Regions from separate parts of the Mus musculus genome. Here all the other regions are linked to region 2. The links are chromatin loops, found by intact Hi-C in ENCODE. Cell type or tissue: gastrocnemius. All regions are shown on one strand.

The links. A loop is a pair of places that touch in the nucleus more often than their neighbours do. Peaks named below come from ENCODE experiments on the same cell type or tissue, not always from the same donor. Only the 100,000 strongest peaks of a DNase experiment are listed, where the experiment ranks them.
Region 1: a loop joins it to region 2, with 12 times the contacts of the local background. A loop is called at or near these places in 23 of 42 quality-filtered maps.
Region 3: it touches region 2 in a loop (6-fold over the local background); 19 of 42 quality-filtered maps call a loop at or near these places.

The regions. Positions count from the first base shown.
Region 1 is chr4:62,886,382-62,894,381 of GRCm38, reverse strand. No RefSeq gene overlaps it. Among named protein-coding and RNA genes, the nearest start is that of Gm25391, 49 kb to the left of the region's middle. In gastrocnemius, a CTCF peak has its summit at 4,553 (motif pointing left); a DNase peak (open chromatin) is centred at 4,534.
Region 2 is chr4:63,115,751-63,123,750 of GRCm38, reverse strand. It overlaps Zfp618 (zinc finger protein 618), which reads right to left. Exons shown (of 15, transcript NM_028327.1): 12 at 5,122-5,205; 13 at 2,343-2,420. Among named protein-coding and RNA genes, the nearest start is that of Ambp, 34 kb to the left of the region's middle. In gastrocnemius, no CTCF peak of the experiment used is centred here; a DNase peak (open chromatin) is centred at 4,685.
Region 3 is chr4:62,775,964-62,783,963 of GRCm38, reverse strand. No RefSeq gene overlaps it. Among named protein-coding and RNA genes, the nearest start is that of Gm30699, 4.8 kb to the right of the region's middle. In gastrocnemius, a CTCF peak has its summit at 3,406 (motif pointing left); DNase peaks (open chromatin) are centred at 2,986 and 3,388; H3K4me3 peaks cover 579 bases; H3K27ac peaks cover 1,315 bases.

The DNA of each region.
Region 1 (8,000 bases), 230 kb after region 2:
TATTGATTCCTCTGTTTTTGTGCTTTCTAATTTGTTTATTCCTGCTACCATCTTTCTTTTCAGGCTCAGGCTTTCCTTAGGGTCTGTGTGCGTGCTGGGAGTGGGGCAAGAAAAACCTGCTTTCCGGGGTCCAGAGCACTGAGCCTCCTTCATATGGTTTGTTTGTGCTTTCAATTTTTAAGTTACAAAAGCCTATGACATAGAGTTTATGTCTACTGAGGAACTAAGAGACTGCCTGTGACCTTAAGGTGTATAACATGTATATCGGGGACCTGTAATGGGGGTGCTGTCAGGGGGTGTATTGAGACATATCTGATCCAAAGATGACCTTGAGAGATCTGTCTCTGTGTGTGTGTGTGTGTGTGTGTGTGTGTGTGTGAGAGAGAGAGAGAGAGAGAGAGAGAGAGAGAGAGAGAATTGTGTATGAGTGCATTGTATGTGTGAGGTGAGTGTGTGTGTATGTGTGAGACAACTTTAAATAGAGTTGGTTCTCTGCCTCCATATTTAGGTGAGTTCTGAGAATCAAAATCCATTTCTCATGCTTGCATAGAAAACATTGTACTAACAGAGCCATCTCCCCTGGTCCTAAGGATTCTTTTGTGCCAAATACTCTTCCCATCTCCTGCTGAGTCTTCTTGTCAGCTGCATGTATTTATATGTTTGAGACCCTGTCTCTCATTGGCCTAGAACTTGGTAAGTAGGCAGGCTGCCTGGCCAGTGAGTCCCAGTGATCCTCCTGGCTCTGCCTCCCCAGAGCTAGGATTGAACATAGCTGGCTTTCCCCATGGGTTCAAAGGATCCAACTCAGGTTCTCATGCTGTTACTGAAAACATTTTACCAACTGAGCTATTTCCCCAGGCCCAGGAGTGTGTCTGTGTTAGGAGCCTCCACTCCTCCACCCCCACCCACCCCTTCTACCACCTTAGTTGGGTTCTACAGGTGGCTGAGTCTTTGTAGTCAGGTGTTTGTAAAACAAGAAATAGACTCCAAGAAAGCTTATGGCTGTATTGTGGGCTATTAAAAAAATAGTCTCAAACAACGGGAGGGACTTACAGAATCCTATTAGAATTCAGGGAATGAGGGAAACACTATATCTCTGTTTTTCTTTATTTGTACTAATCTCTTAATTGAAATTCACCATTCTTTAGACAGACTGAAGCCATGCTAATCATGTCATGAGACGTCTCCAGTAAAAGTCACAGACATTTTCTTACCATAAGTCAATGGCTACAGCCTCAGACACTCAGCAGTTATACAGCATTACCCCAAATATTTCCCTCCCTCCCTCCCTCCCCTTTCTCCCTCCCTTCCTTCCTTTCTTCCTTCAGCATTATACATGTCAGCAGACTCTTTAGCACTGAGCTGCACCCTCTAGGATGCATTTTAAAAACATAATAAAGAACCAGGCACCTGTACACACCTCTAACCTAGTGCTGGGAGGCCCAGACAGCAGGTGCTGGCTATTCTTATGTCAGCTTGACACACAAACTAGAGTCATCAAAGAGAAGGAAGCCTCAATTAAGATAAGGCTATAAGACATTTTTTTAAATTAGTGGTTGATGGGGGAGGGCCCAGCACATTGTAGGTGGGGCCATCCCTGGACTGGGGGTTGGGGGTGGGGTCCTGGGTTCTCTAAGAAAGCAGGTGATGCAAGCCATGAGGAACAAGCCAATAAGCAGCCCCCCTCCACAGCCTCCAAATCAACTCCTTCCTCCAGGTTCCTGCTGCTTGTTGTAGTCCTGACGTCCTTTGATGAAGAATGACAAAGTGGGAGTGCAAGTCACATAGCCCTGGCCTCCCCACGTGGCTTTGGTTATGTGTTTTGCCACAGTAGTGGTGACCCTGGCTAGGACACAGAGAGATCAGGATTTCAAGGCTAGTGGGAACTATAGACTGAGTTTAAGGCTGGCTGAGACTGTATAACAAGACCTTGTCTCAAACAAACAAACAACCTCCCTAATTTGACTTCCATATGAACACATACTCAAAAATACACACAGCATTTCAAATATAGGTAAAATGAAACTTTTCTCTCAGGTGTGTGTATATACGAGAGGGAATGAGAGAAAGAGAGGTTTTTTTCCTTCCACCACGTAGATTCCAGGGATTGAGTTCAGGTTATCAGTCTTGGCAGCAAGCCCCTTTATCCACTAAGTCATCTTGCTGACATTCAAATTATTGTTTCTTCATACTTCAAAAATGAAGAAATAAAACCAAAGAGACGAAGGTGCAGCGCTGCCTGTGTGGAGTGGGGTTGTGGGGTTGGAGAAATGCTTCAAGAGACGGAAGCAATCGGCTTGACCACTCTCCACCCATGTTTCATGCACTTCCCATCACGTGGTTTTAAAAACAGTGTCAGGGCAGGGTAAACATCCAAAGGGTGACAGCCCTGGACCCCTACGGTATTTGAGCATTTGGGTCTGCCCTCCAAGACCCAGTTTTGCTGAGCAGGTCTGTGTTTTCTATCTGAAGTGCCAGCTCTCTCTTTAATTAGTTCTGAAGTTTTGAAAGTTTTGTTTATTCAAGATTGTTCTCTCTCATTCTCCTAGGGGTCCTTCCGCCATCACTGCCCAATGGCAGGACCGGAGGCAGAGCTCCCTTAGAGAGAGAGAGAGAGAGAGAGAGAGAGAGAGAGAGAGAGAGAGAGAGAGAGAGAGAGAGAGAGAGAGAGGTGTCAAGGCACTCATTTGACTGTCAACTAATTACCTTGAAATTCTGTCTAACAAGCATCTATGCCTCTTCCTGCAATTTAGAAAGTCACCACCTTGGGCCATTGCTCCATTCAGCAGATGAAGAAACTGAAGACCAGAAAGGTCAGAGTGAATTATCCAAGGATGCACAGCAAGCAGCTCAGCGGGAGAGCTCGTACCCACTTGTCCCACTTGTCTGCCCCTCCCATCCCCAGCCCTCTTTGCAAGGGGCTAATCCAGAAATTCTGTTCTGAGCTCTGTACCTAAATGAAATGCCCCTCCCACCCCGCCTTGCTCCTGCTGAGAGTCCAGTGGCTTCTTCCGAGCCCGATGGGGCAGCCATTGCTCAAGACAGTGAGCAGGGACAGCTGCAGCTCCCGAACGACTTATTGCGCCATCACTCTCTCCCTGTCAGGTCTTATTGCGCCAGCATCTCCTAAATGACAAAGTTGGATTCATTAACTGTAAATTCAATCAAACTTGAAAGAGAGAGAAAATAAAAGTGACTTGGAACAAGAGGGATGGAGGGTGCTGGTAGGCAACGTGGAAGCGGCTCAGGCCGGTTCTCAGTCTTGGCCACAGGCAGAAGGCAATGCCTACCCTAAGCTCTGCGCGGATGCAGGGGCCCCCCAGCCAGGGTGAGATCTTGGCAAATCTCTGTACCTCTCCCAGCCTTAGTGTGATTCTCTGTAGGTGGGGGTTACAGCATCTTCATACAAACGAGTGGAGGATAAAATGGGGGAGGGGCTGTTTTGGGGAAGGAAGCAGTGATCAGGGATGCATTTACTAGACCTTTTCCACTCTCCAGCACCAGGTCACCGGCAGAAGCACTCTGGCAAGGACGTCCCTGGCTTGAGGCTGTGAGGAGAGGGAGCCGACTGAGGACTGCACAGTTGGAACTACTCTTGTGGGTGACGGAGGGATTCTCAGATCTCAACTGTGCATTTTTGACTCACAAAAGGAATGCTATTTATGTCTTGGGAAATGGCTCAGTGGGTAAAGTGCTTGCTTTGCAAATGTGGGGACCTGAATTGGGATCCCTGGCGCCCACGTATATGTAAACCCACTACTTCTAAGGCAAGATGGGGAATAGAGACAGGATCCTGAAAGACAGCTAGCAGAGAGAGTGTTTGGAGCATCAAGAAGACACTCTACTTCAAACAAAGTGGGAGGCAAGGCTGTTCTCTGACCTCTACAGATGTGCACGACACATGTACAGTACACCCTTACACCTGCAAGCATACACACACACCACCCACGACGTGCACACGAGGGACAAAAGCCAAGAACATCTTTTCTGTCAGGTTGTGTGTATAAACATGGAGCCATTTTATACTGAAGTAGATAGATGCTAATTTTATTGTTATATGGAATTGATTTTATGACCTACTGTTGAACGCCTTAGCCAAGGTAACACAGCAAGCTGGAGGTGGAGCTGGGCTAGACTCTGCCCTTTTGGGTCCCTGGTCGATGCAGTATGCTTCTGATAGCTATCCCTGTCTGATCTACAGGGCCTGTTGGGTGAGCACCCATCCAGGAGCAGAGAGGGGGTAAATGTGTTGTTAGGTGAGGCTAGAAAGCACAGACAGGTTGCAACTGTAATGCTCAGAGGAAAGGGCTCCCATGAGCACTTGCACACCGCGGGATTCTGATAGAGGTTCAGTGAGGGCATTCAGCAGGCAAGCCAACTTGGTCTGATCCTGATGCTACCACTGTGGTATCCTGGGCCCTTGGAAGGAACATGTCTCTCTGACTTTCCTTTTTAACTTTACAGGTGTGTGGAGCTTGTGGAAGGCTGATGTCCCCTACACCTGATTGGGAAGGGATGCTTTGGACCTCCCACGGGCGCTTTGAAGCACTGCCACCTACTGGTCATTCCCTCTCATTACATCCTATCTGTTGGGAGGGTTCTATATTCACCCACATCAGGCAACTCTTCTGAATCTACAGAGCAATCTTGTAGGAAAAGCAAGGGTCCTTAATTTACCTTATGTATGAGGTAACTGGGGGCCAGAGAGGTTAAGTGGATTATTTAAGAACACACAGGAAATCCATATGGATGTCCTGGCCCCCAGTCCAAGATTGGGATTCAGCTTTAAGTGACAAAATCCAGTAGTCTGCGCAGCTCTAGGCTGGACGTGGACTCTCAGTCTGGGCAGAGAGAGGGAGATGACAGTGTATATGAATGGTTGCAAGGTAGGTGTGGCACATTGCATACTGATTAGCTTGCTTCAGGTTCCCAGGAAACCCAAGCGGAGGAATGGTGTCACTGGTCTGGGGCAATCACCTGGCTGACATGGTTCCTGCTCAGAGCCCTATTGGTTTTCTGAATGAGGATGGCTTCCTGGTGGCTGGAGGGCTGGCTCGAAGGTCAGACTCCACCCCTGTCATCTTATTGGCCATATGAACTTGGGCATGAAGGGAAACTCTACAAAGTAGGGAGTCTCCGTTTCTCCATTGTAAGACATTGGTCACATCTTAGCTCACTGCATGCTGTGTGGATCGAGGTTTGTAATCTCAGAAGGCATTCAGGCACCTGGCTCAAGACACTTAGCCAACAGGTAAACACTTCTAACAGTGTTGAGACATTGAGACGTCGGCAATCTGGACTCTACTGCTCTTTGTCTCTGGATCCTTTAGCAACCTTGGCAATCCACCCCTCGGTCCTCCCCAGACTCTTCCCCTCTGCTGGGCTGTTCTGCTGAGCTGTCCCTCTGGCTTCATGGTCACTGTGGAAGGCCGCATTCAAGGTCAGCGGGAGGTGGGTTTGGCTAGGACCCATCTGCATCTCTGGTTGGAATGGTTCTTTTCTTTCTGTTCTTCTTCGAACTATTTTAAATAGCAAGGTCAAGCAAGCAGGACTACAAATCAATCCAAACAAAAGTGCTGAGGCACATACCCTTGAACTCCAGGGACTTAAAATAGCTTCCCCATCAACCCCAGCCAAACGCCCAATACCTAGGATCCCTGTCATCGTGGACTAATAAACTGTCCTCATGGAAACGGAGCAGAAGGAAACCCCAGAGTCAAACTGGCCGAGAGGCTGGCTTGGATTCACAGAGCTACACTGCCATCTCCCCAGTCCTGGGGCTGCACGGAGAGGTGGTTGCATTCTTATGGACATGAGTATCCTACGCGTTATTGTAAGCAACAATGGCGGAGGCATCTTAGTAATGACCCTGGCTGCTCTAGAAGTAGCAAGAGGGACCAGCTACCTTACATAGTGAGGTTGCGGGGGATGGGAATCACATAACTAGGGCTGGGGAGGGTAGCTGAGGAAGTGGGGTATGGTCATTCCAGAAAGGAAAATGAGATGCACTAAGTCTTTCCTCTGTGCCTGGCATGCGCAAGATGCTTCAGGTGTGATCAGTTCACTCCCCATAACTATGCTGTTTGAAGGGTGTTGCCATACTAGTTTTAGAAATTATACCTTTATTGAGAAAGAATTAGTTACTACCAATTCATCTTGACGTGCACACCCAGCAGTTTTAATATCTGTCAAAATCACAAGCATTGCTACCGTGTTCAGGAACATTCTCATTACCTCATAGGAACTCCAGACTCTTTAACAGTTATTCCTCACCCCCACTTCTAGCCACTGGCAACCATTCATCTACATTCAGAGTTAAGCAGCCATGAGCATCCTCTGAGTGTTTCCATGTATACATGTGTCGTTGATTCCTTTGGCATTGGAGGAGTGGACCTACTGAGTGTTGAACTCAGTACCATATTATTTTCCAAAGGAGAGGGGCCTGCCCCTCTGGAGCTCAGTATCTTTGTGTCTCCATCAAGCTTGTGAGTCTGCATCAACTATGGCCATCATAGCAGACGTGAAGGAGCCCCGCCTGGCGGTTTTGGTATGCATTTGCCTAGTGTACCTTCCATTATTTGTGTGCCTTTCTTAAGATACATATCAAATCTTTGGGTATTTGGGGAAATAACGACTTTTAAACTTTCTTGAGCTGCAATATTTCTCTGTGTCTTCCACACACCACACAGAGCTCTTATCAGATGTATGAATCACGGGTACTTCCTCCCAATTCTCCTGATAGCATATTTTAAATTAATTTTTTTATTCTTTGAGGTCTATTTTTGGATTTTTTTTTTTTGCTGCTATGCTTAAAAAGATATATGATTTCACACAAAGCACTTATATTTATACCTCTATTTTCTTCTAAGGGTTTTAGAGTTTTAGCTCTCACATTTAGATCTATGATCCACTTGGATTTAATTTCAATAACAGGCGAGGGGTGAGCTTACTCATTTGTGTATGGAAAGCCTGTATCCCAGCTGATTTGTATTTACTTATCAATAGACAGGGCCTCACATCTCCTAGGCTGGCCTTGAACTCACTGTGTATCTGGGGATGGCCTTGAACTTCTGACCCTCCTGTCTCTCCCTCCTGAGAGTTAAGACTACAGGTGTGCTCCACTAGACCTGTTTATGAGGCACTGGATATTGAACCAAGGGTTCACACGTGTTAGCCAACACTGACCCAGGCCCAGACCATTGGACGACTCTGCCCCCTTGCATTGTCTCAGCATCCTTGTCAAAACTCCATTGCCAGCCATGGATGGAGGGCTTGTTCCTGTGTGCTCAGTTCTGTGCCCTTGACCTTTGTGCTCATTCTTTGTGCCGTGTTGCCTCCTGATGCTGGACAGTCTCACATCAACTGGACACAAGCTAGAATCATTGGAGAGGAGGAAGCCACAATTAAGAAAATGCCTCCATAAGACCAGGATGTAGATGAGCCTATAGGGCATTTTCTTAACTGGAGATTGATAGGGGAGGTCCCAGCCTGTTGCAGGTGGGGCCATCTCTGGGCTGACTGACGGTCTTGGGTTCTATAGCAAAGGAGGATGAGCAAGTCATGAGGAGCAAGCCAGCAGGCAGTACTCCTTCATGGCCTCTGAATCAGTCCCTGCCTCTGGGTCCCTTTCCTGCTTGAGTCCCTGGCCTGATGAACAGTGGTGTGGAAATGCAAGCCTAATTAACCCTTTCCTTCCAGTGTTGCTTTTGTTGTGGGTGTTTCCTCCCAGCAAGAGCAACCCTGACTATGACATTTGAAGAAAGTGTTGAATCTGAAAACTGTGAGCCCTCTGACTTATCTCTTCCTTCCTTCCTTCCTTCCTTCCTTCCTTCCTTCCTTCCTTCCTTCCTTTTTTATTGGATATTTTCTTTATTTACGTTTCAAATGTTATCCCCTCTCCCGATTTCCCTCCCTCCAGGAAACCGCCTATCCCATCCTCACCCCGCTCCCCTGCTTCTATGAGGGTGTTCCTCCACCCACCTACCCACTCCTACCTTTCC
Region 2 (8,000 bases):
CTGGGGCGACTTGAACTGTGGGGTCCAACTCAAGAAGTTTCAGAGGGAAAGACTATTACAAATGGCCTAGAGACCATTTTTGTAATATTTTGGCAAAGAATGTGGCTACCTCCCCCCATGCCTTGACTATGGTTATTAGCAGCTACTCTTATGAAGACTATTATGAAAAGGAGCAAGCTTATTAAGGAAAATTACAAATTGTACAGTTTGAAGAGAAAAGCAGACCAGGAAGTGTGGTGGAGCTATGCCCTGTGTTCAAGGACATAAAACATTTTTAAAAAACAAAACAATAAAAAAAAAACACCTGAAGCTAAATGAATAAAGGAAGTGGTAACCTCAGGGTAAGACCTTACCCAGCTAAGCTTCCGACTTGTGAAAAGTGATTAAAGAAAAGATTAAGCAGTGAAAGAAACCGTCAACAACAGAAAGCTGGTGCAGATGTAACTGAACAAGGGGGCCATGTCCCAGCCCCATCAAGCAGCAGAACTTGGCAGCTTTGGCCACATTCTGGCTTTAGAGTCAAGGATACAAGAGACTCTGAACTTTGGACTTGTGGAGACTGTGATAAATTATGGGGACTCTTAAAGTTGAATTGAATGCAATTTTGCTTTATGATATGGCTGCAAACCTGGGCGGGGGGAGGGGGTGGGATTCCAGGGAGTGGAATGTGGTGGTCTACCCCTGTGTGGTGGTTTGAGTAAGAATGGCCCCCATAGGCTTATATCTTTGAATGCCTGGTCATCACAGAATGGCACTGCTTGAGAAGGATTAGGAGGTGTGGCTTAGTAGAGTAGGTGTGGCCTTGTGGAAGAAAGTGTTTCACTGGGGGTGGTGTTGGGGTTTCAAAAGCCAAAGCTAGGTGTAGTATTTCTCTTTTCCTGCTGCCCTTGGATCTGGATGTCGAACTCCCAGCTACTTCTCCAGCACCGTATTTGCCTGTGTGCCACAATGCTCCCTGCTATGATGATAATGGACTAAACGTCTGAAACTGTAAGCAAACCCTAGTTAAATGCTTTCTCTTGTAAGAGGTGTTGTGGTCATGGTGTCTCTTCCCAGCAACAGTGACTGAGACAACCTGGACAGTTGAGCTAGTCAGGCTTAATCTGGAGGATTACCTGACAGCTTTGTAAACCTCAGGGGACACACATGATAACAACTATGCTGACTAATCAGCCCCCATCATACACCACACATATTTCATGCAGTGTTTATTTTCATTTCTTTGATTTTTTTTTGAAAGAAGATCTGTGTCACCAAGGAGGGCTTTAAACTTGTGACTCCCCTGTCTCCGGTTCCCAGGGGCTGAGATTATATGTGTTCATCACCACCCCACTTTACGTGTTATTTCGAATGCCTCTAGAAGAGCTATCTGGATGGACAGGTAGTAGTTGCCCCATTGCCCAGATGCACAGTTATTTCTGCAATGTGTTGGGTTGTTCCTGGACAGAGGCTCTGAGCAGCCTTCTGCCACAGACTTAGGATGGTCATGTGCCAATGGCGACAGCTTTTAGGACCTGTGTCACATGTGTAACCCCTCACTTCTCCCCACACCACCAGTCAGAGCTGAAAGCCTCTAAGTACCCAGGGGTGTATAGGACCATAAGAGGGAAAGGACCTGGATCCCTGAGTACCCATGTGGGAGGGCCCCAGCCAGGCTTCTTGCAACAGCTGTATGGATACATAGTAACTGTTTGTGGAAGTGCTGGGGCCTGGGGACTCTCCCTATGGACACACAGTAATTCTGACTAAGTAGAATTTAGACCAGAAGCTGGTGCCACTGTGATTGATGTCTGCGGATACAGACTGGAAAACTGAATGCCTGAGCTGTGCAATGGCAATGGTGAGGATGGGTTCAGAAGGCTGCCAGTGGATGGCTGAGCCTGGGAGGGAGAGCGGTCCTAGCCCTGGCAGCCTGTGGACTCCCTCTGCCCCAGCCTCCCCCCTGCTCATTTGCTTCATGAGCTCCAGTTTGAGAACCAGGGCTTTCAAGAGGTAGAAATGGTGAGTGCACAGGACTGCCCTGGGGAAGGCCTGAGCACAATCTACGCAACTGCTGGACTCTCTCTACCATCCGCTTCTGCTCATGTTGACCTTGAACCTATTTACAGGTCTTTTTTTCGGACCTGCAACCTCTGGGAAACCCATCTTCCTCCCTCCTCCCCAAACCACCCTGAGGCAGAGCTGAGATGCCAGAGTTCATACTAGTCAGCTATGAAGGGCAGGCTGGCTGGGGCTCAGAAGGTAAGTTCCCGGGAAGTGCCAGAGATGTGTGTGTCCAGTTATAATGGGATGGAGGGGGGGGGGTGTGCTCTGCGTGGGTTCTGCTGGTCTCTGGGCCTTACCTGCGTGGGACTGCATGTGCTCCAGCAGGTTGCTGTAGAACTGAAACTGGATCCCACAGGCGCCGCACGTGTAGGGTTCTGGGGAGACAGGTGGGCATGTGACAGGTGGTCCATACTCAGGCACCCTGACACTGGGCTGCAGGCAGCTTCGAAGGTGGGGATCCAGGTGCATACTTGGGGCCCTGGGCCCAGCCTGTTAACTGGCCTGTCCACTAGCTTGGAGACAGAAAGGCCAAGGAGAGGCAGGAGCAGAAAGAGGGGAAGCCACACAGATATAGGCTGCTAACTCAACGGGCCTGCTGCTTCCTGGGCGCTTACTCCGTGGCAGGCACTGTTCTGAGCACATGGGAAGGACAACATCCAGGCACCAGGAGCTCCCAGGAAACAGACTCTGCCCCTTGGGATTCACAGCTTAACCCTCTGCCCGTGGGACCACACGAGCATCACTGTTCATGGAGGAAACAAGATGCACGCATGCACAGATGAATAAGGACACTCACAATGGGAGGGGGAAGCAATGAGAGAAAGAGGGGGGAAGCGAGGCAGTGGGTACAACTGGATAAGCTGGAGGATGGGCTAAGTGGAGCAGGCAGCAGGGACACCAAAAGCTCAGAGTATTCAGGAAGCACACTAGTGCCTGGCAAAGAAGGGGGCAGTGGGAGGAAAGAAAGACCACACTGTTAGGTAGAAGGGGAGGGAAAGAGAGGGAAAAAGGTGGCTTGGAAGAGAAGTCCTGAGGCTGTCTGGATAATCAGAAGTGGGTAACCTGTCCCCCCTCCTGTGTGCTCAGGGTTCTACCTACCTGACCTCTCCACCCTCCGGAGCCCCTAGCATCCTCCCAAGGCTATTACTGGGACTAACCCTCAGGGTGGTCCAAGGCCTGTCTATACCTCAGGGAGGCCAGAGAGTCACTCTCTGCCCTGCTGTGCCCTCTTCAACCCTCCCATCAGGACCATCACTTACTCTGCAGGAGAGGGAAAGGGTTGGAAATCAGGGGACTTGCAGTTTCTGCAAAAGAGAAACAGTTTAGCTAAATGTTCCCCAGTCCGGGCTGTGAAGGCACCACAGCTGGTGAGCGAGCCAGGGGGCCCTCTTTGGAGAGAGCTCCTTGGTGGACACACAGTCTGTGTGGGAAGGTAGGTGAGAGGTGCTGGTAGAAAGGCACAGCCATCAGAGAAGGCAGTGTCACTTGATATCGACCAAGCCTCAGGGTGCTCTGACAGTGAGGCTCTGTGACCCAGGTATGATGCTCATATGGCCACGCACTTAGCCACTTGGTTGTCTTCTGGCAAGCCCTCCTACTGTCTGGCATTGCCAGAGAGTGGGGCTGGTAAGCCTTCAATATAGCAGGCAGCAAAGTGGAGTGCAGGCAAAGTAGGAGGGTCCTGGCTCCACCTGTAGTCTGGGGGACCTGGGGCTACAGTGGACTTATCCTGAGCCTCAGTTTCCTCATCCAGAAAGTGGGAGTAACAGGAACACTATCCCCACAGGACTGTGGCAAGGGTGAAAACAGACGCAACACACAGAGCTCGGAACACATGCCAGCCACGTCGTAAGTGCTCAATGAATGGTGGCTGCCAGCGCAAGCAGCAGCCCATGACAGTGCTGTCCCTGCATAAACGTTAGCCCTGGTGGCAGTAGAGCTGTAAGGGGTGCAGCATGGCTTGGGTGGAGAGCCCAGGGTATGACAGGAGACACGTTCTAGCTCCAGGCTGCCACTTAATCCTCTGTGGCCCCGGGCAGGTCATGCTTTCCTCCTAGACCAACCAATTACAGAAGCTCTGAGGGTCACAGTGATGACCCAAGTGGTACTTGCACCAAGTGCTTGGTTTACACCAAGGTAAAACAAGCCAAGCAACGCCCAAAGCAACACTCCCTCCCCTCCTCCTGCCTGTGTTCTCTGGGGCTGTCCGTGCTCCTCAAGCTACTTGCAGCCGAGGAGGAGTTGGGACTCATCTAGACCACTCACTGGAGCCAGAGGAGCAGGGATCAAACTTGGGTTTGAAGGAGCTTGGGTCTACTACTAGGCAGAAGCCTCCATCTGGTATCTGTGATCCGAACGAACCATTTGCTGAAGCCCATGTGGCCAAGAAGCACCCACTACAGGTATGTACCAGGCAGTGTCAGCACAGTGGGGCATTCACTCAGGCCTAATATTCAATGACATCAGCTTCATAGTGGCAGAAGACCTGTCCCCTCCTGTCCTGGCCATAACTGTGCATACATTCTTCCTGTCCCTTTCTAAGATAGGGATTGCTGGTGACCATCCACATTCCTGCCAAGGCTTTATAAATCCTGGAGTCCCAAGCTGTGCCAGTACAAGGCAGCCACCAGGTGGCAGCAAACACCACCAGGAGCTCTCAGGCCAAGCCATAGCACTGCAGGGTCTAGAAGAGACTCTCTTCTGTGGTATTGGGTACAGAACCTGGGACCTCTGGCTCCAGTATCACCCCATTTGCCTCTCTGGAAAGAAGCCTGCTACATATGGCACTACTCAGCAAATGGCTCTCTTAGGGTTACCCATCTGGGCTGGCGAGGTTGATGCCTGAGTTTGGGATTAAGGAAGTTCCCTGTCTGTGGGCAAGGGCAGAAGCCACAGACGGGCTCCTAGATATAATGGTCCCTTCTGCTTCTCATAAGCTCTGCTCTCTCTCTCTTTCCCTACCCAGCCCCTCTCCCAACAAGCCCCACCATGCATCAGAAGACCCCAGTCATAGGTACCTGCTCTTCTGTGGGAGGTGACACGTGATGCCACATGTCACACCACAGACAGACTCACCGCTGGAATTTTGTGAGCTGCTATTGGTCTCTTCAAAGTGGTTCTGTGCTTTGCTTTCTACTCGACGACTGAAGGTGTTTTCTGCTGGAAGGAGGCAGAGAGGGGGCGTGATATGGCACGGGGAATGGTCAGCTTGTCTGTCAGGGCTGAGTGGGCAGGAGGCCCATGGAGCTCAGAGAATGTGTGTCTGGGAGGTAGAGGGATGGAGAGGGAAAGGGTGACCTGCCCAAGGACACACTGGTGAAATGCAGCCGGCAGACAGGTCAGGGCCCCATTTTCTACTCCAGGATTGAGTCGCTGGGATGAGCTTCCCTGTTTTCTCTGGAAGATTCTGCTGCGACAGCTCCCAAATGAGGATTGAGGATGTCAGTCCATTTCCTGGAGGCAACTTTGACCCAACAAGAATCTCAAGGCATAAAGGATGTTCTGGGACAGAACATGTGACAAGTAGGGAGGGGTAGTTTCATACTTGCTCTGGGAAGGCCAAAGACTGTGTGAGGAGGGTCAGAACTTGCATGGGGAAGTAGGAACTCCTTGTCAGCCACGTCTAGTACCTTCCCCAAAGCTTACATCTGCAGCATCTCTCTGGAAACCCCACAATGCAGGGATGGACTCGGCCAAGCAAAACTCTATACTTATATCCCCACCCACACGAGCAGACAACAACCCAGCTCTTCTTTCTATGATGCTCTGGGTACTACAGAACACAGCTGATCCAGTACATGAAGGTCTCAGGAAAGTCAATTTGAGATACTCAGCCATCTCTGCCCCTTATACAGCTTGGATGAGGCTACCAATGGCTCCGAGACACTGACCAGAAGGAGAGTCGCTGGGCTTTAACTTAACCTGCACCCAAAATATAGGGATTTTTAAGGATTACATATCCTTCCAAGTGGTGCTGTTTGAAAATCAGCTGGAGAAACACCACTCAGCAGGTCTGTCCTACCCAACGAAGTGCTGAGTGATATGGATGACGGATGAGGCAGCCAGCCTGAGGCAGTTCCTATAGGCCTGCTCAGGTCTTCCATTTGCCTCAAACTCTCCCACAGCCTGTAGAGGCTTTGTGGCACTGTAAGGACCATGCTTCCTCTGTGTCCCTTACAGCTTGGTTGAGTACCTCCAGACAGCATGTAAGCTGGCAGAGGCCCATTCATTCTCTATCTACAGAGGGTGAGGGGCTCTCATTCTTGAGCACCTACTGTATACCAGCTAATCCTCCCAACACCACGAATGCAGTACGACCCATTTAACAGGCAGAGAGACACACTGAAGTTGTCAGGCTCCTGGACCCACTAGGATAGCACGTAAGGCTTTATCTGGGGCAGGTGCCTCCTCTGTAAGAAGGAAGGTCCCCTTCTCTGCCTTCATCTGTATTCATAGGGGAACAGGCAGGTAGGTATTTCAGGAGAAATATAAATCCATGTGTGTATGTCCACCTGCACACAAACAGCCATATTCTCCAGGATAATGACAGTGACAGTCTCGACCTCTCACACGCACCATTTCACAGCCCCTAACCTGGTGCCCTTGGATTTGACCATACAGTTTGCCCAGGTAAGATCCACCCCAGGGATTCCAAGTCTCACAGAGGCAGCCACTGATGTGCCCATGGTTTGCTTGACACTTGCCTGGAGACAGTGACATTCAATGACTGCAGTCTCCACAGACAATTCTCTGCAGATGCTACGGACCTTCAAAAGCTCAGCCACAAAGCTCAAGAAAAAGGGTAAAGTCAAGAAAGCCCTGACCCTACAATCTGGTGAGCCAATGTCTACCACCAAGGAGACCATGGTGGACAATCTAATTCTTTTAAGGTGCTGAGGATGGAACGCCAAGCAAGGTCTCCATAATTACTCTTATCACTGAGCTACCCCCCAACCCTCTTTTCTTACTTTAAGACAGGGTCTAACTAAGTTGATTAGTCTGGCCTTGAACCCACTCCATAGCCCAAGCAGGGCTTGAAATTTTGATCCCCCTGACTTAGCCTCCTACCTGCAAGCAAAAACACAACTGTCACAACACAGCATTTGAAAAATCCACACTTCAAGGTTGGTCGACTCCCCTCCTTTTGGGAAATATAAGCACAGTAAACACAAAACCACAGCCTGGCCCAAATTAGCTTCTTAAACCAGAGGAAAGGCAAGCACAGGCTACCAATAAATGACCTCAGTGGCTCACTCATCTGACCTCGCAATGCAAACATTTTGTACATTTAGTGGGCAGCTTTGGCCTCCTGAAAGCAACTGAAAGACCCAGAGCCTCAGTCATCTGGGTAGGTAGACCAAGGCTTTTCTCATACAAGTCTGAGTCCCAGGACTCCTGGAAACTGGTACCTAGCACATAGTATGTCTTCTGTTTTGGAAGAAACAACTACTGGGGACCTTGCTACCCAGTCACCTTCTGGAGCCATAGCCCCCTTTTGCATAGGCCTGGGGCTGACATCCTCTGATTTCCTGCTGAGTCTCTACCTCCTGGAGGGCTTCATGGGTAAACTCTAGGGAGTGGGAGCCCACAGAGACAGAGCTGGAGTCGGCCGCCCCATTTGATGGAGGCCATTTCTATGCTGAAACAGCTTGAGATAGTTTTCTGAAAGGTGACAATGAAAGCTCATGCCATGAGGTCCAAACAGGGCTGGATGGTCACAGACAACAGTGTGGTCACAAACAGAAATGGTACCTGCCATCCTGCCATGGGACTACTGTGGCAGGGATGCAGCAGGGTGTAGTGGGGATTGTAGAACAGGGGAAGTGTACAGACACATACTATGAAGGAGGCACGAACCATTACCCTGCAGGAACATGACCCAGGAGCCAGATTTGATGTCTTAACACAGCCAGAAACCCAAACTTCTTTTTATACAGACTCTCCTCATATTCAAA
Region 3 (8,000 bases), 340 kb after region 2:
GGAAGACGGTCATGAGTGGCAGGCTACTCCTGTGGACAGACAGGGTCCTTCTGTGGCATTGACCCTGGAGTGAGGGAGCAGAGGGGATTATCTATTAGCCTGGTCCATCTATTTAGTGACTGAGGTCAGCTCTGGGAGCACTAGCTCCCTGGATCTTCTGCCCATCCTTAGGCAGGTCGCTGGAGATTGTACAGCCAGAGAAAGCCCCGTGAACAGATTCAGGGGGTTCAGAGGTGTGCTGGGTAAGACCAGGGATGTTTCTGCCAATGCAAGGTTACAGAGTTATCTCATTACCGGGATGTGGGAAATGAGGCTTAGCGCAGATGGCAGGTGATGCACACTCGGCTCCCAGCGGCATGAGAACACAAATGCCGGCTGGTTATAAAGAGGTGTTTGCATAAATACCATCTCCCAGTCCTGCCGTTCCTCCAGAGCAGATGTTGCTGTTCCTTGTGTGGTTAGGAAAATTTAACTCCGAGGGGCCAGGTATAGCCCAAAGACACCAAGCACAAGTGACAGGGACAGAACTCACATTTGGCTGACTCTTTAACCTAGGGTGTTTTCGAGGATCCATCAGTCTAGCAGGCATCTCCAGGGAAGGCTAAGAACTCAGGGTTCCACCCACAGCCCTGCATGGTCACAATCCTCTTGGTTAGGGCCCTTAGCCCAGTAAGTCATTTTAACCTGGGAGCTCAGAGCTAGTCCCCTGCTGGGCACCTCTCTTGGCCCAAGGGCTATACCTTATACTCAGAGGACCAGCCTGAGATGGTACTCGGGGCAGGGGGCATAGAAGCTAAGATCCTACAAGGGAGATCTCACAGGGAAGTCCTCAGAGCTGGACTTCCTTGCAGAGGAAAGCACCCAGGACCTCAGTGTTCCCACCTGCAGTATGGGTGACAGTGACATCAGCCAACATTTAATGGGCACTTCTTATACCAGTCACCCTGCTAATGACTTCACATGTATGGCCACATTGAACTCGCAGACTGACCGCAGGAAGCACTACTCCACATAGGAGAAAAATGGGGTACAAAACTCTTGACGGAGTCGTTCAGGGCAATCAGCACTAGCATTAGAACCCAGGTGAGTGGATTTCGAAGCCAGCCCCGCCCCTCTCACCTCCCAAGCGAATCCCCTCTCACACATAAACACATACTCCTTGCTAGTGAAATGGATTTAGTAACTAACCATCCATTCATCCTCTGGGTACAGCCTCCGTTTTCCTTAAAAAAAGGAATACACTAAAGAGGAATGATCAAAATCAAGCCAGGTATGGGAGGGAAGAATTTCAGGGTGGAACTACCCCTCCTTCCTCAGGGTCCCCTCTCCACTGCCCTCCAGAGGCCTCCACAAAGGGCAGTTCCTATCTCTGCACTCTAAAAGCCACTTAGCAATCGCCACATATACACACATGCACACACCTGCAGATATTTCCAGGGATGCCCAACAAGGACAGGGCAGGGACGGGTGCATTCATAATTGGGAGGGGAGCAGGAATGATCAAGAGATCCTTATAGAAAGTCCCTGGGGACCATGAAAAGCAAGGTGTGGTTGTAGGGGGAACACAGAACTATGATAAAAATAAAATGACAAGGCCCTGCCTTGTGTGGGTGGCTCCTGAGGGGAGTCATTCTCCTAGGGACCCACTTGGGTCCATAACTAGTTTCCTCCCTAGCCCCCCTTGGCCTCTGGTAAGCTAGAAGTATCCCAAATAGGAAGGCGGGAGAAGGGGAGTCAGAAAGTCTGCAATGAAAGTTCCAGAGTCCTTCCACAAAGCCACCTGCTCTGAAGGAGGAATGGGGTCTCAGGGAGAAGGGGAAGGACAGGACTCATTGTCCCTGGGAGGCTTGGGACATCTTAGCAAGGTGGGGAGGGGACACTGTCAAAGGTGGGAAAGAATAGATGGGAATGGTGGCTGGCTCACGTTGGCCTGTCACTTCCAGCTTGTGCAAAGTCCCTGGACCCGTGGCCCTGTAAGAATAAGAGCAGCAGACAGAGCCGGTCCCCTCAAGGGCTTCCCTCTGTGCTTTTAACTGCTTTTCTGTGGGCTCAGGAGCCACCTCACCCTCATATGTATCCCTCAGCTGCACACCAGTCTGTCCATTTTCCCAAAGGGCAAGACCCTCATTCTGCCTCAAGCTATGACACTTGCCTGTCCCCAGGCTGCCTGCCATACTTCCCCCTGGTTTCTCCACTGCCCTCAGCTCCATGTCACCTCTGGGAAGGGAGAGGAAGGACTGTCCCTGCCACAATCACTCCTGTCTGCTGTCCTCAGGAACTTACCATTTACCGACAGTGTTGATCCACCCCTGCACCCCTCAAGACCTCCCTAGAAAACCACCCTGGTGGCCAGCAGGGGCCTTGTTCCTGAACTCAAAGCTCCCTCACAGTAGGTACTCAGGACAGATGTGACACAGCATGGGGCCCTCCGAACGCCTTTGCATCTTGTACATCTGTTTGGAGCCGCAGTTAGCCCCAGATGTGTTATTTCCCTTGTTAATTACCGCAGAGTAATTGTGGTAAGAAGTGTAAGTAAAGCAGGCATTAATGGGAGGGAAAACCGATTTCCTGCGCGGGCTCACAGGAGGCAAAGCTGGGTCTCCCTGTAGCCTAGAGAATTCAGAAGGGGAGCATTCACCTCACCCACCCTGCTTCTCAGGAAGGGTCCCCTCCCACGCTGAATCCCATCTCCTCTTTACAGAAGAGTAGGGACCTGGGAAAGCCTGGACCCTTCTAGGGTTGCCACCTCGATTCTTTGTGTCCCATAAGAGCTGAAAGATATTGAGCGTATAGGCTCTGCAATACTTCCCCTCGCCTCGCTCTTTCCATCTTAAAATGGGCTAGCGGCACTTCTCTGCTGTGCCTGTACAAGCCACAAAACAGATGGCATGTGTGGTGTCCTGGATGGGTATCCACCAAGGTGACACCTTTCACTCCCTTTGCAGTGTCCTAGAAAAAAGATGAGCCCCGCCCTGCGCCTCCACCTACTGGACTCTGCCGGAGAAGCTCCAGGTTGATTTTGACAAGGTTAGTGACAGATGTCTTTAATACGGCTGCTCCAGACCTCAGTTTCCAAGAAGAGCTTTCATTGGAAGGGCAGAAATGTCACGCCTTCGTGGGGGGGGGGGGGGTGTGCAGTACAGCTGTCGTATGCTGTTTCCATTTCTGTGTCCATCAGTCCTCCCCACCCCCCAACACACACACACACACACAAAGTGATCGGTATGCCCTCAGGGTTGGAGAAAGCAGAAATGGCTCCAGCGATGTAGAAGAGAAAGGGGGTCCTTAAAGCGCAGGGGAGGCGGGGTCACAACTGGTATATCAGAGCCTACTCATTGGTCATTCGCTGCTGAGCTGCAGCGATCCTGGGCTTGCGTTTGCTTCTCGATGACCTGAGACGCCCTCTTGTGGGCATCGGCGGTAGTAATGGGGCTTCTTGCCTCTCTTAGCGGGTTTTTTAAAGGATCTCTTCTGCCAAACGACTACTCTCCTATTTTCCAAAATACGGAGATGAGGATGTAGTCTTGTATCGGGTCCTACCATTAAATGTGGACCCATTATTTCACTTTTTAAAAAATCAACATACAAAAATTTGAAAATGACAAAAAAAAAAAGCACAAACAATGCAGTATAAGAGTATGCATTATTCTTCCAAAAGTCCTGAGTTCAACTTCCAGGACCCACCTCAGGGGCTCACACGCCTGGAACCTCAGTTCCATTGGATACATTACCTCTGGCCTCCTCAGGTATCTACCCACACACATTTACACATCCCTGAGTATAAAATAAATATTTTAAAAGAAAAAATATTTACAAGCCAACAGTGACCCTTACCCCACAGCCAACGAAAGAAGAGAATAAGGTTACAGTCTTCTTGTCCACAGGGTGCTGGTTTAGAAGGAAACTCAGTATTTCTGCAAACACTTGGTCAATTGGAGCTCAGCTCTGAGCTGCGGATCCAGGACCAGCCGTGATACGGACTGAGTACCAACTGGGTCAGCTCCAGCTATTGATCCTGAAACCACAGGTACTACTCCTATCCCACCTCTCCATATCTGACTTCTCTTTCCATCAAAAATCCAGGCAAGGTTAGCCCCAGGGCATGCAGTGTGCTTTAGAGAGCTCAACCCACCTTGCTGCAATGCTGAGTGCATGCGTTTGGGCTCCTAGTGTCCCTGCTCTAGCTCCTGACCTACACTAGATATGGTTACACAGTTAATTCCAAGCACACTTTGATGGGGATGGACCCTGCAGGCTGATCACGGCTGTGTCACTCCTCAGATATGACTTTAAGCCATCCCCCATAAGCCTTGATGCCCTCACCATTTGGAGTGATAATAGAGCCTTCTTCACCAAATAATGGCAAGCACTGAGTGGAGGTGCAGTATATGTGTGAGGCCCGGGGTGGTGGCTTATTTCATTCAAGCCACGTTAATTTCTCTTCAGATATGCATGGAACTTGACCCTGACTCTGTAAGGTCCAGATGCCTGCTTAGCCTTTGAGAAGGTCCCATTTTATGAGAAGCCCGTGCTGAAAAAGATTTAGAAATGCATCCAACACATTTTGTGTTAAAGGAGAAGGGAAAGGGGCCAAAGATGGAAAGGGAGTGGGCCACAGTCAGTCACCTCCAAGGTGAGCCACGGTCACCTGCAGGAGAGATTCTTCCTGTACCTGCAGCCAAGGCTTCAGTAAGTTCCGCGCTTCATGGCTCTGGATCTTTGTTTGGTGAAGTGGACACAGTTGCCCCTCCTCCCGACCATGACTCCCAGTCCAGTGCGGGAATCTCCCTTAGCAGGAATGAATGAATCACAGACTCTTAGGATCGCATGAAGCTGTGTTATACCTGACTCCCATAGTAGTCTTGGCTCAAGGTCTTCCCTGAAAGGACAGAAATCTTGGTAGAAACCTTGGGCCAGAGGAAACAAGCTCCTACTCCAGGTGGTTTGGGTTTTTTTTTCTAAGAAAAAAAAAGAATTTATATAAAAATAGGGTTAGCCTTCTCTCCCCAGGTGGACCTTGACCTTCACTGGCTGCAGGAGCAGAGTGGCCACAGTTTAAGGAAATGGGTGACTTCACATCCCTCAAATGTAGTCCGATGACCCCGGGCATTCCCAAGGTGAATGGCACTTTTCAAAGGTCAAAGGCCAAACACAAAATGCCAACGATTGCATCAAAACATCAGAGTAAATAAAAGTAAAAATAGGCCATCATCAAAATAAGCTGGCCACTCAGTGACCTGCAGCTGGTAGAGGCTGCCGTCCGCATTTCCTCCTTTCTTTCAAAAATAGCTGGATGCCTAGAGCTTTCTGGGGTCACCAAAGAGGAAAAAGTCCCTCAGGAGCCATTACAGAGTCCCAGTTTCTCCATCTCACTGTTGATATCACATGGAAAATCACCAAGGAGAATAATGATTTTCTGTACACACATGTAAACAAAAGAACATACAATTTGCCCTTTCTCCCCAGGAGAGCATTTTGCTTTTTTTATTTTTCCAGTTTAGAGAAAATGCTAAGAACACTTAGGGTGTTGTGGAAATGTCAGAAAATCAAAGACTCGATACTGAGACAATACAAAGAAATTTTTTGAAGACAAGCGGCTAGCTGACGGGGTGGGCGTGTGGTGAGCCAGACAGCAGCTATAAGGTTTCGGTTTTAGGAAGCAAGCTCAAGTGGGAAGGGAAGTGGAAAGTTCTGGAAAGTGAAGGATGACAGGCCCTCACAGAGGCCCAAAGTGTTCATTTGGGGCTGGTAAAGTAGTCTGTGTTCTTCGATTGATTAATGGGCTGTCTTAAAGTACAGTGTTTATTCATAACCTGATGACAGGATCGAGTGATAGCCATGGGGACAGAAGTAAGAACCTGGCTCTTGGCTCAGCTCAGACACAGTCAGGTCCAATGTGACTTCCAGTGACCTCTGACCCCTCCCTGAGCATGGATCTCTTTTTCAGAGAAATGTGATGTTCCTTGAGGAGGTAACAGAGGAAGTCCTGGATTCCACTCCCTGCACCTGTCTTATTTGGGGTTTCTGTTGCTATGACCAAAAGCAACTGAAGGGCCCAATCCAATGCTGCTATATCTGTCTGCTTCAGTCTCTATTCTGCACACCAGCACCTCACCCCTGGACGCTGGAGTTCTTTGCACAGCCTCCTCCCCACCCCCCGCTTGAGAAAGGGTAGACCCAGAGGGGAACAATCCCCACAAAGCATCTAACCAAACTAATGGGTGGTTCCCCCGCCCCTGCAGGCCGCCAGGCTCATGCCCAGAACCGCCTTGCAGGCTGCCAGGTGCATGCCCAGAAGTGACCCTTCCCCTACCAGTTTCACATCTCTTCCCATATCCCCATTTGCCTCTTTCCCCAAGGGGCAGGTGCTGCTCCTAGCAGCGGGGTGAGGAAAGGTCATAGAACATGAGCCAAATGGCCAAGGGTGTGACGTCTCAGCAGCCAGCAGAGAGCATGGGAGTTTGCTGTTGTTTATCAGATGCATCTGGGTTCATGTCAGCTTGAGAGGATGGGGGGGGGGGGAGACGTCGTCAGTGCTGGGCAGTGACTGGTGACTTTAAAAATGGCCTGAGATGCTCCAGTGAGTTAGTCCATGTCAGAGTCCACTTCCACATAATGGCAGTTCATGAGAGTCCCTCACAGCAAGAATTCCTGGGATCCAGCAAGCATAGGTAGTATAGTCAGACTTATCAGCCTTGGTTGAGGTCCATTAGGATGTCAAATGCTCCGAGAAATCCTGCAGAATGGAGAACTCGTCAACCTTCCTACTAGATTGCCAGGTCCAAGCAGAGAATACGGTCACTACCGTGCTCATAGCAGTCCTCAGGATGAAGTTCACCCGGAGGGACTGGCCACATCTCCTGATAGGAGACCTGGCAAGGATACAGCATTTCCAGTTATACCAATCATTAACATAGCAACGGTAAGTCAAGGGTCACAAGATTCCCCATGAGGGACGAAAAAGGATGTGGTAAATAAACTGGCAGGCCTTAAAGGTCGCAGAGAGTTTGTGCTGGTAGCTATTCTCCCACTGAGTCACTGAGACATCACCCTAAACCCTCACTGAGAAGAGGACGTGAACACATTGGGGTGCCCTGGAGAGCCTGGGCCTAGCCCGAGAGACTAGATACACACCCCTCACCCCCACTCCTAACCCTGTCGCTGAGGCGTCACTGAAGAAAACAACATTAGTTATTGTGTATATTAACTGGCATTTGAAGCCACCTGAAAGGGCCTGTCCTAGTTAGGGTTTCTACGGCTGTGGTCAAATGCACCTTGAGGAGGGAAGGGTTTGTTTCTCTTACATTTCCAGGCAACAGTCCATCTCTGAGGGAAGTCAGGACAGAAACCTGGAGTCAGGAGCTGAAGCAGAGGCCATGGAGGGATGCTACTTACTGGCTTGCTCCCCATGGCTCCCTCAGCCCAATTTTTATACCATCCAGGGCCATCTGCCCATGGGCAGCACCTCCCACAATTGGCTGGGACCTCCTAGATCCATCTTTAAGCAAGAAAATACCCCCACAGACTTGCCTACAGATCAATCTGTCTTCATTGAAATTCGTCTCCTAGATATGTCTAGATTTGTGTCAAGTTGGCAAAGCCAACCAGCACAGTGCCTCCCAGTACATTCTGGGGAAGAGACACAGGCTCCTCTCATGGGACCCTTCATCTGTCCTCCTGTCTAATGGGGTCACTCATGCACAACTTGAGAGCCACATTCAGCTGCCCTGAACTTTCTCAGAAGAAACAATTGCCACAGCAACGGGCTGGCATGGCCAGAAGTGTCTCCCCCTCTCAGCCTTTGGCCGTCATCCTGGATCATGGCTCTGTTGTTTCCATACATTTACAGGAGATATGGAGACACAGATCTTAAACTCCAGCACCATCAGGGAGTCTGTCTATGAGCCATGAGCCTTGGCTTCAAACTCACTTTGCCATCATCACCAAGTCGCCGAAGGAACCAAGACAACTAAAGCAGGGTACAATGTGTATTCCTTGAA